Regions from separate parts of the Homo sapiens genome. Here region 1 is linked to region 2. Evidence: chromatin loops called from intact Hi-C (ENCODE). Cell type or tissue: mammary epithelial cell. All regions are shown on one strand. Each heading gives the region's core, and the rest is flanking DNA. Links, peaks and the distances in the headings are about the cores only. Region 1 has its middle 21 kb from the start of ZNF287. Region 2 has its middle 9.7 kb from the start of CENPV.

Region 1 (8,337 bases), core at 320-8,319, 230 kb before region 2:
AGTCATCTTACTGAACTATCGAACACTAAATCTTATTCCTTCTATTTAACTGTATTTTTGTATCCATTAATCAACCTCTCTTTATCCTCCTCTACCCTTCCCAGCTCTGGTAACCAACAATCTAATCTCTATCTCCTTGAGATCCATGTTTATAGCTCTCACATATGAGTGAAAGCAAGCCATCTTTGCCTTTCTGTCCCTGGCTTATTTTAATTAATCTCTAGTTCCAATTAATGATAGTTCCATTCAGGGTTGCTGCAAATGTCAGGATTGCATTTCTTTTGTATGGATAAATACTATTCTGTTGTATATTCATATGTCACATCTTGTTTATCCATTCAGCCACTGACGAACACATAGGTTGATTCCCAATTTTGTCTATTGTGAAATAACCAGTATTTCACAACACTGCAGTATTTCACAACACTGCAGTATTTCACAAGGCTGCAGTAAACATGGGAGTGCGGGTATCTCTTCAATATATTGATTTCCTTTCTTTTGGATATATACCCAGCAGTGGGATTGCTGGATCATATGGTAGTTCTATTTTTAGTTTTTTGAGGAACCTTCATACTCTGTTCCATAGCAGCTATACTAATTTACATTTCCACCAGCACTGTACAAAGGTTGCCCTTTCTCCATATCCTTGCCAGCATTCATTTTTTTTTGTCTTTTTGATACAAAGCCATTTTAACTGTGCTGAGATGATGTGGTTTTGATTTGCATTTCCCTGATGAAAAGTTTGTATTGTTTTGATTATTGTAATTTTGTAGCAATGTTTGAAATCAAGACACATGGGTCCTTGAATTTTGTTCTTTTTCAATATTGTTTGGCTATTTGGGACCTCCTACTTTTCCACATGAATTTTATTTTATTTATCTTATTTTGGACAGGCTTTCATTCTATTTCCCAGGCTGGAGTGCAATGATGCAATCATAGTTCATTGTAGCTTTAACTTCTTGGGCTCAAGCGTTCCTCCAGACTCAGCCTCCTGAGTAGTTGAGACTACAGGCATGCACCACCAAGCCCCGCTAATTTTTTTTTAATTTTTTGTGGAGACAAGGTCTTGCTACGTTGCCCAGGCTGGTCTCAAATTTCTAGCCTTAAATGATCCTCTGGCCTCAAATGATCCTCCTGCCTCAGCCACCCAAAGTGTTAAGATTCCAGGCATGAGCCACCACACCTAACACCCATATGAATTTTAGAATCAGCTTTTCCCTTTCTGCAAAAACAGGCCATTGAGGTATTGATAGGGTTGCATTGCATCTGTAGGTCATTTTGAGTAGTATTGCCATTTTAATAATATTAAGTCTTAAAATTTACATAGAATGTCTTTCCATTTTAGACCTTCTTTAATTCCTCTGAACAAAGTTTTGCAGTTTTTAGTGTACAACTCTTGCAACTCCTTGGTTAAATTCATTCCCAAGTGTTTTTGGTTTTGTTTGTTTCTTTGTTTGTTTGTTTGTTTGTTTGTTTGTTTGTTTTTGAGACAGGACCTGGCTTTGTTGCCCAGGGTGGAGTGCAGTGGTGCCATCTTGGCTCACTGTAACCTCTGTCTCCCAGGCTCAAGGCATCCTCCCACCTCAGCCTCCTTTGTAGCTGGGACTACAGGCACACACCACCACACCTGGCTAAATTTTTGTATTTTTTGTAGAGACAGGGGTTTCGCTATGTGGCCCAGGCTGTTCTCGAACTCTGAGTTCAAGTAATCCTCCCACCTGGGCCTCCCAGAGTGCTGGGATTACAGGCATGATCCACCATGTCCAGATTCCCCAGTATTTTTACTATTGATATTGTAAATGAAATTTTTTTCTTAATTTCGTTACAGATTGTTCGTTGTTAGTGTATAGAAATAAAACCAATTGTTTGTTGATCTTGTATCCTGAAGCTTTGTGGAATTCACTGATGCTCACTAATTGTGTGTGTGTGCACATGTGTCTATATTCTTTAAAATTTTCAATATACTAGATGTCATCTGTGAAAGAAATAGTTTTACTCTTTTTCCAATGTGGATGCCTATTATTTCTATTTACTGTGTAAGCTGTAGCCAGAACTTTCCTTACGATGTTGAATAGAAGTGGTGAGAAGACAGGACATCCATGATCTTAGGAAGAAAGATTTCATCACACGCACTCACCACTGAGGGTGATGTTAGCTATGGGTTTTTCAGGCTGAGGCAGCTCCCTTCTAATCCTAATTTATTGAGTGTTGTTTTTATCATGACAGGGTATTGAATTTTGTCAAATATTTGTTTTGTATGAATTGCAATAATCTTGTGAGATTTTTCCCCTCATTCTATTAATGTGGGATACAGCAGTAATTGATTTTGTATGTGGAATCAATTTGTGTATCTGGAATAAATTGAACTAATCATAGTGTGTAATTCTTTTAATATACTGCTGAATTCAATTTGGTAGTATTTTGATGATTTTTTCTATCTGTATGCATAAAAGATATTGGTTTGTACTGAGAAAACATTGTATTGGTTTTCTCTTCTTATGAAGTCTTTTTCACAAATACTAGGGTAATGCTGTCCTCATAGAAAGGGTTAGGATCGGTTATCTTCTATTTTGGGGTGTAGGACAGATGGTTAGAGTTTGAGATGGATTGGTGTTAATTCTTCTGCAAATGTTTTGTAGAAATTGCCAGTGAAGCCATTTGGCCCTGGCCCTTTTTGTTGTTAAAAGGTTTCTGATTCATTCTATTTATTTAAAAAGATATCCTGGCCGGGCGCAGTGGCTCACGCCTGTAATCCCACGACTTTGGGAGGCCGAGGCGGGCGGATCACGAGGTCAGGAGTTCAAGACCAGTCTGACCAACATGGTGAAACCCCATCTCTACTAAAAATACAAAAATTAGCCAGGTGTGGTGGCACACACCTGTAATTTCAGCTACTCAGGAGGCTGAGGCAGGAGAATTGCTTGAACCTGAGAGGCCAAGATTGCAGTGAGCCAAGATCGTGCCACTGCACTCAAGCCTGGGTGACAGAGTGAGACTCTGTCTCAAAAAAAAAAAAAAAAAAAAGATATCCTTAGATTCTCCATTTCTTCTTCAATCTGTTTTGGAAGTCTGAGTGCTTCTAAGAATTTATCCTTGGGAGGCCGAGGAGGGTGGATCATGAGGTCAAGAGATTGAGACCATCCTGGCCAACATGGTGAAACCCCGTCTCTACTAGAAATACAAAAATTAGCTGGGAGTGGTGGTGCACGCCTGTTGTCCCAACTACTCAGGAGGCTGAGGCAGGAGAAACGCTTGAACCCGGGAGGCAGAGGCAGAGGTTGCAGTGAGCCAAGATCGTGCCACTGCACTCCAGCCTGATGACAGTGTGAGACTCTGTCTCAAAATGTATCCATTTCATCTAGATTACCTACTTTGTTGGGATACAATTGATTTAATATTCTCTTATAATTCTGTGTATTTCTTCAAAATCAATAGTCACGTCCCCACTTTTATTTCTGATTTAATGTTTTAGTTTTATATAAATTTTCATATTGCAATAATTTTATTATATTACTGTTAAATATTGTTAAATAATTAGGAAAAATAATAAAATAACAGTGTTTTAATAATCTTTCTCTTCTTACTCTACCTGAAGTTTTGTCAATTTTCTTGACCTTTTCAAAGGACCAACTTTGGGTTTTGTTGATTTTTTCCCTATTTTTCTATCCTCTATTTTGTTTAACTATGCTCTAATCTTTATTATTTCCTTCTGTCTTAGTCCATTTGTGCTTCTACAACAAAATACCACAGGCCACATAATTTATTTTTCAAAAATCAGAAATTTATTTTCTTACAGTTCTGGAGGCTGGGAAGTCCAAGATCAAGGTGCCAGCATCTTGTGAGGGCCTTCTTGCTATGTTATCCCATGGGAGAAAGCAGAAGGGCCAAGAAAAGGGAAGAGAGAGCAAGAGAGTGCTGAACTTGTCCTTTTGAAAGGAACACACTCCCTTAATAATGGCATTAATCCACTCATGAGGACAGAGTCCTCATGGCCTAATCACCTCTTAAAAGTCTTACCTCTTACCCCTGTTACATTGGAGATTAAGTTTCCAACACATGGACATTGGAGGACACATTTAAACTATAGCATCTTCCTTCTCCTAACTTTGGGTTTTGTTTTCTCTTCTTTATCCAGCTCCTTAAGGTGTAAAGTTAGGTTATTTATCTGATATCTTTGTTTTTTAAAGGTAAATGTTTACTCGTAAAATTTTCCCTTTGAAACTGCTTTCACTGATTGTCATAGTTTTGGTATGTTGTGCTTCATTTTCATTTGTCTCATCGTATTTTCCAATTTCCCATGTTATTTTTTCTTTGACCATTGGTTGTTTAAGAGTGTGTTGTTTAATTCTCACGTATTTGTGAATGTTCCAGTTTTCCTTCTGTTAATGTTTCCTTATATTGTGGTTATAGAAAATATTGTATTACTTCAGTCTTTTAAAATTGATTGAGACTAGCTTTGTGACCTAATTTGTGGTCTAATCTGGAGACTGTTCCATGCGTGTTAGAGAATACTAGAGGATATTCTGAAGCTGTTGGGTGGAGTGTAACGGCTTTGAATAATCTGAAGTTCAGTAGTTAAAGAGGATGGCCAGGGCCAGGCATAGTGGCTCACGCCTGTAATTCCAGCACTTTGGGAGGCCGAGGCGGGTGGATCACCTGAGGTCAGGACTTCCAAACCAGCCTGGCCAACATGGCGAAACCGCGTCTCTACTGAAAATACCAAAAAGCAATAGAGGATGGCCGGAGGGAGCCCAAGTCCCTAAAACGCAAAGCTCCCTGCACTGCACCTAGAGGGCCGCAAGAGGGCGCGCGAACCCGCCCTGGCTGACTTGCCGGCGCGCATGCGTGTTCCGCCTGCGGACTGCCTTGTCTGCAGTGAGGCAGAGCGCTGCGTTCCTTGAGGACCCCGGGGAGGCGCGGTCGCGGCTTCGTGACAACCTGGGGCCGAGTCCTCCGTGAGGAAACAGCCTGTGCGGGCCCTGACGGCTGTGGAGGGAGCTGTTCCCCGGCTTCTCCAGGGACATTTTTCGGGGCTTTCTGCATGGTGCCTGGGTTTCTGCCTCACTCGCGCGCGGTGCCCCGCAGGGCCTCTGGCCAGTTCCCTCTCGCAGGGAGCGGCGGAACTCCCGGTGTCCTGGCGCGAGGTGGCGGCTTCTGGGAGAAGTCCCCAGACCCTCCGAGGAGGAGGAATCGCTGACGGCGGGAAGGGGGTGGGCGGAATCCCAGGCCGCTCCGTCCCTGTGAGCCCGGCGGGACCGGGAGACCGGCGCTCCCCTCCCGTGGACCGGCCTCTGTGAAGCCTTTAAGGTTCGTTTTTGCTACAACGTGAAAGTAGTTTAAAAACATAAGAAACTGTAAAGTGAGTGTATTAAAACTCGCATCATTCCTGGCCAACATGATGAAACCCCGTCTCTACTATAAATTCAAAAATAAGCCGGGCGTGGTGGCGCACGCCTGTAGTCCCAGCTACAGGGGAGGCTGAGGCACAATTGCTTGAACCCAGGAGGTGGAGGTAGCAGTGAGCCAAGATCACACCACTGCACTCCAGCCTGAGCGACAGAGGGAGACTCTGTCTCCAAAAGAAAAAGAAATCTGAGCGTAGATGCAAACTGAGACACTGAGACTTCCTCCTTGTAGTAGTCAGGACCAGGCGATTGAAGTAATTCTGTCCTGTGGGGTTCGGCATCATGCACGTTTCCCCTGGGCCGTCCTCTGATGCAGGGCACTTGCTCCACACTCTGGGAACCCAGATTCACCAGTCTGCCCTGTCACATAGTTGAAGGAGTTGCATTTATCTTTCTGGCTCCCAATTCCTTTAAAATTACATTTGTTGCAGAACCTCCACAAGGCGAAATGAAATAAAATTACATTTGTGACCATCAGAGAACTGAAGGAACTATTAACTGGCCGTCCTGGTTTTGCTGAGATCAGGCTGTTGACAGCTCCTGGTTGGCCCACAGCTACCTATGTCAGTTATCTCCATTAACATTTCCAAGAATCTTTGTAGGACAATTTCTCCACCTGCAAGTTCTTTCAAGTAGAACCCTTCTTTCCTTTAAGGCAATTAGCCCATTGCCAAAAGGTTTTACTGTCTTAAAGCTGGAACTGTCTTTCTGAGATCTAATTCCAGGGACTTCTCCACAGCTAAGTGAGGTGCCTCACACCAGTATTAGGTGATTCTTTGTGTGGACAGAACAGAGCATTTTCATCTTGTGTTTAAAGCAATTTCTTGGCTTCGGCTCCTCACCACTTTCTATACCAGTCTCCCATTCACGTCCCTAGTAATGCCTATGCAAAAAAAAAAAGAAAAAAGAAAGAAAAAGAAAAAGCTGACGGTGAAACCTACAGGTTTAAGGGCTTAAATCTCAGACTTTGTGTTAGGAGAAACAGGAGTGTGCTGAGAGGGCAAGCAATAAAACAAGTCATACCAAAAAGCCACATTGCTCTCTCCTAAGCCCCAACCCCACTCCACTCCTGAGGCCAGTGGTCCAGACAGAAAATAACTGGAGAAGACGAGGAGGTCAAAGGATCAGGGAACTAAGCATTATGTGAATTCACCAGCAAGATGTACAGAACGCTTGTGTTTACATTGTTTTTATGGAACTAGCAGAATAAAACTGATCTATTTTAAAAATGAAAAAAAAACTCACATCATTTTAACTTTAAATAGTTTATACCAAAGGAAAGTTTTAATACATTTGCCTTCCTGGCTTTAATGAAAGCAAACATATCAATAACATTTTAAAAATATACTTCTTAGCTTATCTCATTTTCATTTGAACATGTCCAACAATTCCTCATGACACAGTGACAGTCTTAAATAGCTGTCAATTAATTTCAGCTTACAAAAACTTCTTTTGTGGGACCCCCATTATGACTGGTATCGCTAAAAATTATGTATTAGAACATGTTGGGAAGCAGAGGGAGAAAATAATTATATATCAGATCCACTTCCACATTTAGGAAAGAACTAAGCAAAATGTGTTCATCAGTTTTGGACATTGAAACATTATCGTTTGGTTTGGTTTTTTAAATGCCAACTATTGTATCATCTGAGGAACTGACATTTAAACTGGCACTGAGCAGTGTGAGTGTGGGGTGGGAATACTGTCTGGGTATTGGTGTGGAAGTGAATGGCGATTGTGGAGCTCCGTGTAGAGATCACAGCTATGCTTGACAGTGGTTTTGAGAGGCCGTGTCAGATTCATGACTGGGTACTAGTGGAGCCATTATCTGAGATTAGAGATTAGAGGACAAGTCACTTTTATTTGGGGAGGAAGTTGAGGGCCTCAGTTTGAAATGTATTACATCTTAAGTGCCTATAACACGCAGAGACTGTGCCTCAAATGAAATCTAGACTGAGCTTTCAGATGTCATCACCATCAAGATAATGATGGGAGAAATTGCTGCAGCAAGTGAAGACATGCAGGAGGTTTCCAAGGCAGCTATAGTGAAAGGGGCACACGGGTGGGGACTGGGTCTCAGAATGTTCCCTGATACTCTTCAGGGGGGCTTTGCACAGGACACCAGCAAGGAGTGTTCGTGGACTAGGTTTGAAGACAGTCAGCCTGAGATGTCAGAGGAGTCTGGCAAAAGAATGATCTCAAAAGGAGGCCGTGGTCAAATTAGTCTTTGTTTGTTTGTTTGTTTTTGAGATGGACTCTTGCTTTGTCACCCAGGCTGGAGTGTGGTGGCGGGATCTCAGCTCACTGAAACCTCGCCTCCTGCGTTCAAGCGATTCTTCTGCCTCAGCCTCCCAAGTAGCTGGGACTACAGGCGCCCGCCACCATGCCCGGCTAATTTTTGTATTTTTAGTAGAGACAAGGTTTCAATATATCAGCCAGGCTGGTCTCAAACTCCCGAACTCAAGTGATCCACCCACTTCAACCTCCCAAAGTGCTGAGATTACAGGCATGAGCTACCATGCCTGGCACTACCCAGATATTTTAATCCAATGAGTATTTTAAGTCATTTTCTTGGGACTAAAACACAATTGAAACGTGACCTCTTTTGGGGAATTTGCCTTTTCCTAGGCTTCTCTGACATCTCAGCTGTGGAAACAATTTTAAGTCATTTTCTTGGGACTAAAACACAATTGAAACGTGACCTCTTTTGGGGAATTTGCCTTTTCCTAGGCTTCTCTGACATCTCAGCTGTGGAAACATGGAGTTGTTTGATTTCCACTTTTCTACATAAACCACTTCCTCCACTGAGTACCCTGAAACTGTCTGCCCTTTTTTGCCCCATGTCAAACTCCATGGAAAAGTGCACTTACTTGCACAACTTCCTCTTCCAAATAAGTGGCATGCTGCCCTGGAATCTCTGCTTCAGTTCACT
Region 2 (8,337 bases), core at 145-8,144:
ATAGCAAGACCCTCCATCTCCACAAAACTTAAAAAAAATTACTTCATGTGGTGGCATGCACCTGTAGTCTTAACTATTTGGTGGCTGAGGCAGGCGGATCCTTGAGCCCAGGAGTCAAGGCTACAGTGAGCTATGATCATACCACTGCTCTCCAACCTGGGTGACAGAAGGAGATTCTGTCTCCCACCCTGCCCCACAACAAAAAATTTAAGCAATTTTTTTTTTTTTTTTGAGATGGAGTCTCACTCTGTTGCCTAGGCTGGAGTGCAGTGGTGCCATCTCAGCTTACTGCAACCTCTGCCTCCCGGGTTTAAGCGATTATCCTAGCTGGGACTACAGGTGCGCACCACCACGCACAGCTAATTTTTGTATTTTTAGCAGAGACAGGGTTTCACCGTGTTGGTCAGGCTGGTATCAAACTCCTGACCTCGTGATCCGCCCGCCTTGGCCTCCCAAAGTGCTAGGATTACAGGTGTGAACAACTGCGCCTGGCCTGAAGCAATTTTTTGATAGTTTCTAATCGAATTAAGACCTCTCCTGAGAAGCTAGATACCCACTCATGAAGATGATTATCAGCTGTCAGTCAAGAGTCTAAAGATCTTTAATTAGGCATTTCTTTTGTATACAGTCTAAACAGTGATTATGTAGTCATTTTCCCCCATTGTTTCTACCAAGAGAGAAATCTTTGACTTAGTCTGTCAGAGGCCTTTGTTCTTGTAGCAAGACTATAGTGAAACTTTGTCACATGTTCATAATCAAATTGCCTGAAAGTATTTTTATTTTTAAATGTTTTCTACTATTTATTTTTTGAAGCAGGGTCTTGCTCTGTCGCCCAGGCTGGAGTGCACTGGCATGATCATAGCTCACTGCAGCCTTGCCTTCCCAGGCTCAAGTGATCCTCCCTCCTCTGCTTCCCAAATAGCTGGGACCAACAGGCATGCACCACCACACCCAGCTAATTTATTATTTTTTTTTTGTTGCAACAGAAGTCTCACTATGTTGCCTAGGCTGGTGTTGAATTCCTGGACTTAAGTGATCCTCCTGTCTCGGCCTCCCAAAGTGTTGAGATTACAGGCGCGAACCACTGTGCCTGGCTGAAAAGATTTTTAAACACCTCATACCCTAGAGAATCTCTTGCGCATGTGTGCCAGGAGAGATGAACAAGAATGTTTATATCGGCATTATTCAGAATAGCAATAACTGTAAACATATATTCTATCAACAGAAAAATGGACAATTGTAGAAGGTTCATCCTGTGCAACAATGAATACATATCAACTCTAGGATACACATCAATATGCATGAATCACAAAAGAAAAGTCTCAGAAGAATGCATGCATTATTTGTTAGCTTATTATAATGAGTTCAAAAACAGATGAGACGGCAGGGCGTGGTGGTTCACACCTGTAATCCCAGCACTTTGGGAGGCCGAGGCAGACCAGTCACCTGAGGTCAGGAGATTGGTCAGTTCAAGACCAGCCTGGCCAACCTGGTGAAACCCTATCCCTACCAAAAATAAAAAAATTAGCTGGGCGTGGTGGCATGAGCCTGTAGTCCCAGCTAGTCAGGAGGTTGTGGCAGGAGAATTGCTTGAACACGGGAGGCGGAGGTTGCAGTGGGCAGAGATCACACCACTGTACTCCAGCTTGGGAGACAGAGTGAGACTCCGTCTCAATAAATAAATAAATAAATAAATAAATAAATAAATAAATTAAATTAAATAAAAGTAGCCAGGCATGGTGGCACATGCCTGTAATCCCAGGCTCTCGGGAGGCTGAGGCAGGAGAATCACTTGAATCCAGGAGGCGGAGGTTGCAGTGAGGCAAGATCGCACCACTGCACTCCAGCCTGGGTGACAGAGTGAAACCCTGTCTCAAAAAACCCCCCAAGAAACCAGATGAGACTAAATGTTATTTAGATATATGTACTTATATGTGATAAAGATGAGCACAAAAGTCAGAAGGGTGGTTACCTCTTGAGGAGCGGTGAGGGGATGATGGGGCACATCAGAGAAATTGATAAAGCTCCATTTCTTGTCATAGTTGGACATTCTTCTTATTATTTGAATTCTACATGTACGTGATATACATGAGTATAGCAATAAAGAGTTAAAATCACTCTTGCTGCCCTGAGGATGTAGTTTGGGAGGTGGTGGGGGGAGACTCTGGTGAGTTCAGTGGATGTGGGAAGAAGTTCAGGACATCTGAGGTCATTATCCATCCTTTTGTTTTGAGCTCTACCACTTGCTAGCTGTGTGACCCTGAGTGAGTTACTTACACTCACCCTCAATTTTCTCAGCAGAAAAATGTGGACAATAAAAGTGCTTGCCTTTTTGTGAAGGCTGTTAGACAAAGTTTGCAAAGTTCATCTCAGCACAGTGCCTGGTGCTTAGTAAACACTCAGGACTACCACATAGGGCTGCACAGGAAGAAGGGATTTTTGTTTTCTAATTCACTCAGAGGCATTGACAAAGATTCTTTGCTTGGACAAACTTCAGTCAGGCTTCTGAACCTTCTCCAGAGGCCCATCTGTGCACTTCCTTATAAATCCAGTTTTAGCAAAAGAACTCTTCTAAGTGATTTTAGCCAGAACCCTGTATCTTGATATCTGATCATCTTCAATATCTGATTAGGTTTCTCATCCCCCATCATCCTCCAGCTGATGTTGGGTCACCTTGGCCTGTCTTCAGCAAGAGTCCTGTTAGGTGGGTTTGGCCAGAATCCCCCTTACTCCTCTTAGTAATTTTCCATCCACTGACCTCCACCCTGCTTCTTGGCTGTAAATTCCCCCTTGCCCATGCTGTATTTAGAGTTGAGTCCAATCTCTCTCCCCTATAGCAAAATCCCATTACAGTGGTTCCTATACCCATCTTGATGGTCCCAGATAAAGTCTTGCTTACTGTCCTTTAACAAGTATTATTGAATAACTTTTAACAGCATCAGGCAGCTTTCCAAGTTCTGGGCCTAATAGGTTGTGTCTGTCCAGGAGAGGCTTCGTTTTCTTCTTGGCACAAAGGTTAGTGGTGCCCCTGAAAATGCTGAGAAAAATAACATTTACCACAAGCATGCTGATAAGAGGGATATAAATATTGAGATAAATAGTACCATCAGGGAAAGAAATGAGGCCTGCCACATAAGCTGAGAAATTTGAGTGCTCCTGCTATGGTTGAGAGCCTGCCAGTCCACCCTAAACTCCGTCAAAGTCTTTCCCCACTTGTATGAGGCTGGAGTAGCTTGGCGGCCTCTCAAGCCTGAGGGTACAAAATAGTGCCCCTTAGTTAATTGCATTAACTCTTTCTCACTGCCCGGTATATATGACACATGCCTCCTGCCCCCTAGTGGCTGTTGTGGATTCTGCACACTCCCAGGAGCTAAACAAGAATTCTGTTTCTGGAGGGAGCCTTACCGGGTATAGCTCAAAACAAGCACAGACAGATCCAATCTGAAAAGCACATTTGCATATGAAGGTACCATTATTTACTCTCTTATGCTTCTGTATTTCTAGCAGCTCTGCCCGCCCCCCCCATAGGAACTTACAGAGCAGTGCTTTAGAGAAAAGCAAATCAAACACGCCATACCATTTTCAGATTCCCTTAAAATCCTATACAGATTTACCAGGATTTTTTTCCCCTTTGGAGTTGAGTGTTGCATCTGTTCTCCTTCTGTGAACACATCACATACTAGATCTGTTTCTCCTTATCCTGAGTCACCAGAGACTTCATCATGTTGGTTTTAGGGGCCTAAGATGGAGCCAAAAATGCCCACTTGAACATTTTTTTCAGGCTGGGTGTGGTGGCTCACACCTGTAATCCCAGCACTTTGGGAGGCCGAGGCAGGAGGATCACCTGAGGTCGGGAGTTCCAGACCAACCTGACCAACATGGAGAAACCCTGTCTTTACTAAAAATACAAAATTAGCTGAGTGTGGTGGTGTATGCCTGTAATCCCAGCTACTCGGGGGGCTGAGGCAGGAGAATCGCTTGAACCCAGGAGGAACAGGTTGCAGTGAGCTGAGATCGCACCATTGCACTCCAGCCTGGGCAACAGAGCGAGACTCCGACTCAAAAACAAAAATTCAGCTGGGTGCAGTGGCTTATGTCTGTAATCCTAGCGCTTTGGGAGGCCAAGGTGGGTGGATCAATTGAGCCCAGGAGCTCGAGACCAGCCTGGGCAACATGGCAAAATTCCATATTTACAAAAAAAATTAATGAGTCGTGGTAGCCTGCATCTGTGGTCCCAGCTACTTGGGGGGCTGGGGTGGGAGGATCCCCTGAGCTGGGGAGGTCGAGGCTGCAGTGAGCTGAAATCTTGCCACTGCACTCCAGCCTGGGCACCAGTGAGGCCCTGTCTCAAAAAAAATTTTTTATTTTTTAAATTGTGAAAAACACATACATACACAAAAGTTTGGGCACGGTGTCTCACACCTGTAATCCCAAAACTTTGGGAGGCTGAGGTGGGCAGATCACCTGAGGTCAGGAGTTCGAGACCAGCCTGGCCACCATACAGTGAAACCCCATCTCTACTAAAAAATACAAAAATTAGCTGGGTGTGGTGGTGCACTCCTATAGTCTCAGCTACTTGGGAATCTGAGGCAGGAGAACTGCTTGAACCTGGGAGGTGGAGGTTGCAGCGAGCCGAGATCATGCCATTGCACCCCAGCCTGTGTGACAGAACAAGACTCCATCTCTCAAAAAAAACAAAAACAAAAAACAAAAAACAAAAAAAACCCACGAAAGTTACCGTTTTAACTCTTTTTAAGTGTACAGTTCAGTGGCATTAGGTATGTTCACACTGTTGTGCTCCCATCACCACCATCCCTCTCCAGAATTTTTTTCTTCTTCCCTAACTCTATACCCATTAAAGAACTTCTGGCTGGGCGCAGTGGCTCACATCTGTAATCTCAGCACTTTGGAAGGTCAAGGCGGGTGGATCACCTGAGGTCAGGAAGTCAAGATGAGCCTGGCCAACATGGTGAAACCCCGTCTCTCCTAAAAACACAAAAAAATTAGCTGGGCATGGTGGCAGGAACCTGAAATGCCAGCTACTCAGGAGGCTGAGGCATGAGAATTGCTTGAACCTGGGAGGCAGAGGTTGCAGTGAGCCGAGACTGGGCCACTGCACTCCAGCCTGGCCTAGAGAGCAAGACTCGGTCTCAAAAAAACCAAACCAAAACAAAAAACTCCCTAATCCCCCTACGCCCAGCCCGTAGTAACCACCATCCTACTTTTTGTCTACTGATTTGACTACTCTAGGTACAAAAACGACCACTTTTGATTTTCATGAGTGGGCGTCGATATTGGGACTCTGCTGCCGTATTGTCCATCCACAATGTGCAAATGATGAGGCATTCTTTCTTTATTCATTCTGCTTGTGCTTTAAAGTCCAGGAAGAATTCTTTTTTTGTGTGGTAAAATATATGCTGTATAACATAAAATTTTAACTATATAAGTGCACAATTCAGTGGCAGTAAATATATTCACAATGTGCAGCCATCACCACTCTTTCCAGAACTTTTTCATCACCCCAAACAGAAACACATTAACAATAACTCGGGCCAGGTGCAGTGGCTCACGCCTGTAATCCCAACACTTTGGGAGGCCAAGGTGGGCGGATCACCTGAGGTCGGGAGTTCCACACCAGCCTGACAAACATGGAGAAACCCTGTCTCTATTAAAAATACAAAATTAGCCTGGTGTGGTGGCTCACGCCTGTAATCCCAGCTACTTGGGAAGCTGAGGCAGGAGAATCGCTTGAACCCAGGAGGCAAAGGTTGCAGTGAGCTGAGATCGTATCATTGCACTCCAGCCTGGGCGACAAGAGTGAAACTTCGTCTCAAAAAACAAAACAAAACAAAACAAAAAACAGTAACTCCCCACTCCCTCCTCCCTCAGCCCCTGGCAATCTCTATTCTACTTTCTGTCTTTATGAATTTGAATTCAGGAAGAATTTATTTATTTTTTTGAGATGAAGTTCCACTGTTTTTGCCCAGGCTGGAGTGCAGTGGTGCGATCTTGTCTCACTGCAGTGTCCACCTCCCGGGTTCAAACAGTTCTCCTGCCTCAGCCTCTCGAGTAGCTGGGATTACAGGCGCCCGCCACCATGCCTGGCTAATTAAATTCAGGAAGAATTTAATGTCATATATGGTAGGGAAATTTGCTCAGTTAGAATGGCTACAGAATGGGTTTTTCATTGTCTACATATGACATTTTAGTTCAGAAAACAGCATATATTGAATAAAAGTTATAAATCAGGAGTGGTGGCTTCTGGCACTTTGGAAGACTGAGGTGGGAGGATGCCTTGAGCCCAGGAGTTCAAGGCTGCAGTGAGCTGTGATCATGCCACTGCACTCTAGCCTGGGTGACAGAGTTAGACCCTGTTTCAGAAAAAAAAAAAAAATAGATGTTATGATTTAGCAAGTCTTATCAAAACCTACCCAAACTCAATGTATGTTACTAAGAGGGTATAATACAGATGATGAAAATATTTTCCAAAGGACCCAAGAAAGCATATAAGATCCTGTGATAAGTGTTTTGAGTTTATTCTGTTTCTCTAGTTATATATTTTTTCATTTATAACATATAAATGTAATTTTGTTTTATCTTTCTTCTTTATCAGGCCACCTAGACAGGAGTAATAAAAATATATATACCTATACACACATCCTGGCAAAAGTCCTAAATTCCACGGGAAAAGAGAGAGGTGCACAAGTTTTCACATTGAAGGAAGAGGCTGTTGTATAAAAGGAAAACAAAACTAGCATTAGAATTCTCCTTCCAGCCAGGCATGGTGGCTCACACCTGTAATCCCAGCACTTTGGGAGGCCAAGGTGGGAGGATCACAAGGTCAGGAGTTCGAAACCAGCCTGGCCAACATAGTGAAACCCCATCTCTACTAAAAATACAAAAATTAGCCGGGTGTGGTGGCGCATGCCTGTAGTCCCAGCTACTGGGGAGACTGAGAAAGGAGAATCGCTTGAACCCAAGAGGCGGAAGTTGTGGCGAGCCAAGATCGCGCCACTGTACTCCAGCCTGGGCAACAGAGCGAAAGTCAGTCCCAAAAATAAAAATAAAAACAAACAAACAAACAAACAAACAACTCATTTCCAGCCAGCACAGTGACTCATGCCTGTAATCCCAGCACTTTGGGAGGCTGAGGTGGGCAGACTGCTTGAGCCCAGGAGTTCGAGACCAGCCTGGCCAACATGGTGAAACCCTGTCTCTAGAAAAAATATAAAAATTAGCCGGGCATGGTGGTGCATGCCTGTGGTCCCAGCTACTTGAGAGGCTGAGGCATGAGAATCACTTGAACCAAGCTGGCGGAGGCTGTAGTGAGCTGAGATCGCACCACTGCAAAAACGAGACTCTGGAGAAAAAAAAAAAAAGGCTCAAACCTATAATCCCAGTGCTTTGGGAGGCTGAGGCAGGAGAATCACTCTAGCCCAAGAGTTCGAGACCAGCCCGAGCAAAATAATAAGATCCCTGTCTCTACAGAAATAAACAAATAAAATGAAAAAATAGCTGAGCGTGGTGGTCCCAGCTACAGGGGCTGCTGAGGTGGGAGGATCCCTTGAGCCAAAGAATTCAAGGCTGCAACGAGCCATGATCAAGCTGCTGAACAACAGCCTAGGTGACAAAGTGAGACCATGTCTCAAAAAAAATTCTGTCCCCAGACAAAATGTCATTCATCTTTTGGGGCAAAAGCAGATGATTCAAGCACTTATGTACCCAGTATCACCCATGCACCCTACCTGAGGAAAATACTTAAAAGTTCTCTAGGCTGGGCCCAGTGGCTCACACCTGTAATCCCAGCATTTTGGGAGGCCAAGGCGGGCAGATTACGAGGTGAGGAGTTCAAGACCAGCCTGGACAACACGGCAAAATCCCGTCTCTACTAAAAATACAAAAATTAGCTGGGCATGGTGGTGGGTGCTTGTAATTCCAGCTACTCGGGAGGCTGAGGCAGGAGAATCGCTTAAACCTAGGAGGTGGAGGTAGCAGTGAGCCGAGATTGTGCCACTGCACTCCAGCCTGGGCAACAAGAATGAAATTCAGTCTCAAAAAAAAAAAAATTATCTAATCAATCCCTAATCATATTTAAAAAGAGACCTCAGGCGGAGTGCGGTAGCTCACACCTGTAATCCCAGCACTTTGGAAGGCTGAGGCGGGTGGAACACTTGAGGTCAGGAGTTCGAGATGAGCCTGGCCAACATGGTGAATGCAACTACGTCTCTACTAAAAATACAAAAATTAGCTGGGTATAGTGGTGTACCCCGCTAGTCCCAGTGACTCGAGATGCTGAGGCAGGAGAATTGCTTGAACCTGGGAGGCGGAGTTTACAGT

The links. Hi-C counts contacts between places; a loop is a spot of excess contacts. Peaks named below come from ENCODE experiments on the same cell type or tissue, not always from the same donor. Only the 100,000 strongest peaks of a DNase experiment are listed, where the experiment ranks them.
Region 1: a loop joins it to region 2, with 3 times the contacts of the local background. A loop is called at or near these places in 8 of 110 quality-filtered maps.

The regions. Positions count from the first base shown.
Region 1 is chr17:16,585,983-16,594,319 of GRCh38, reverse strand. No RefSeq gene overlaps it. Among named protein-coding and RNA genes, the nearest start is that of ZNF287, 21 kb to the right of the region's middle. RefSeq lists an enhancer at 5,111-5,180. In mammary epithelial cell, for the core only: a CTCF peak has its summit at 4,796 (motif pointing right); a DNase peak (open chromatin) is centred at 4,839; H3K4me3 peaks cover 519 bases.
Region 2 is chr17:16,358,953-16,367,289 of GRCh38, reverse strand. No RefSeq gene overlaps it. Among named protein-coding and RNA genes, the nearest start is that of CENPV, 9.7 kb to the right of the region's middle. RefSeq lists a silencer at 3,243-3,362. In mammary epithelial cell, for the core only: a CTCF peak has its summit at 3,329 (motif pointing left); a DNase peak (open chromatin) is centred at 3,329.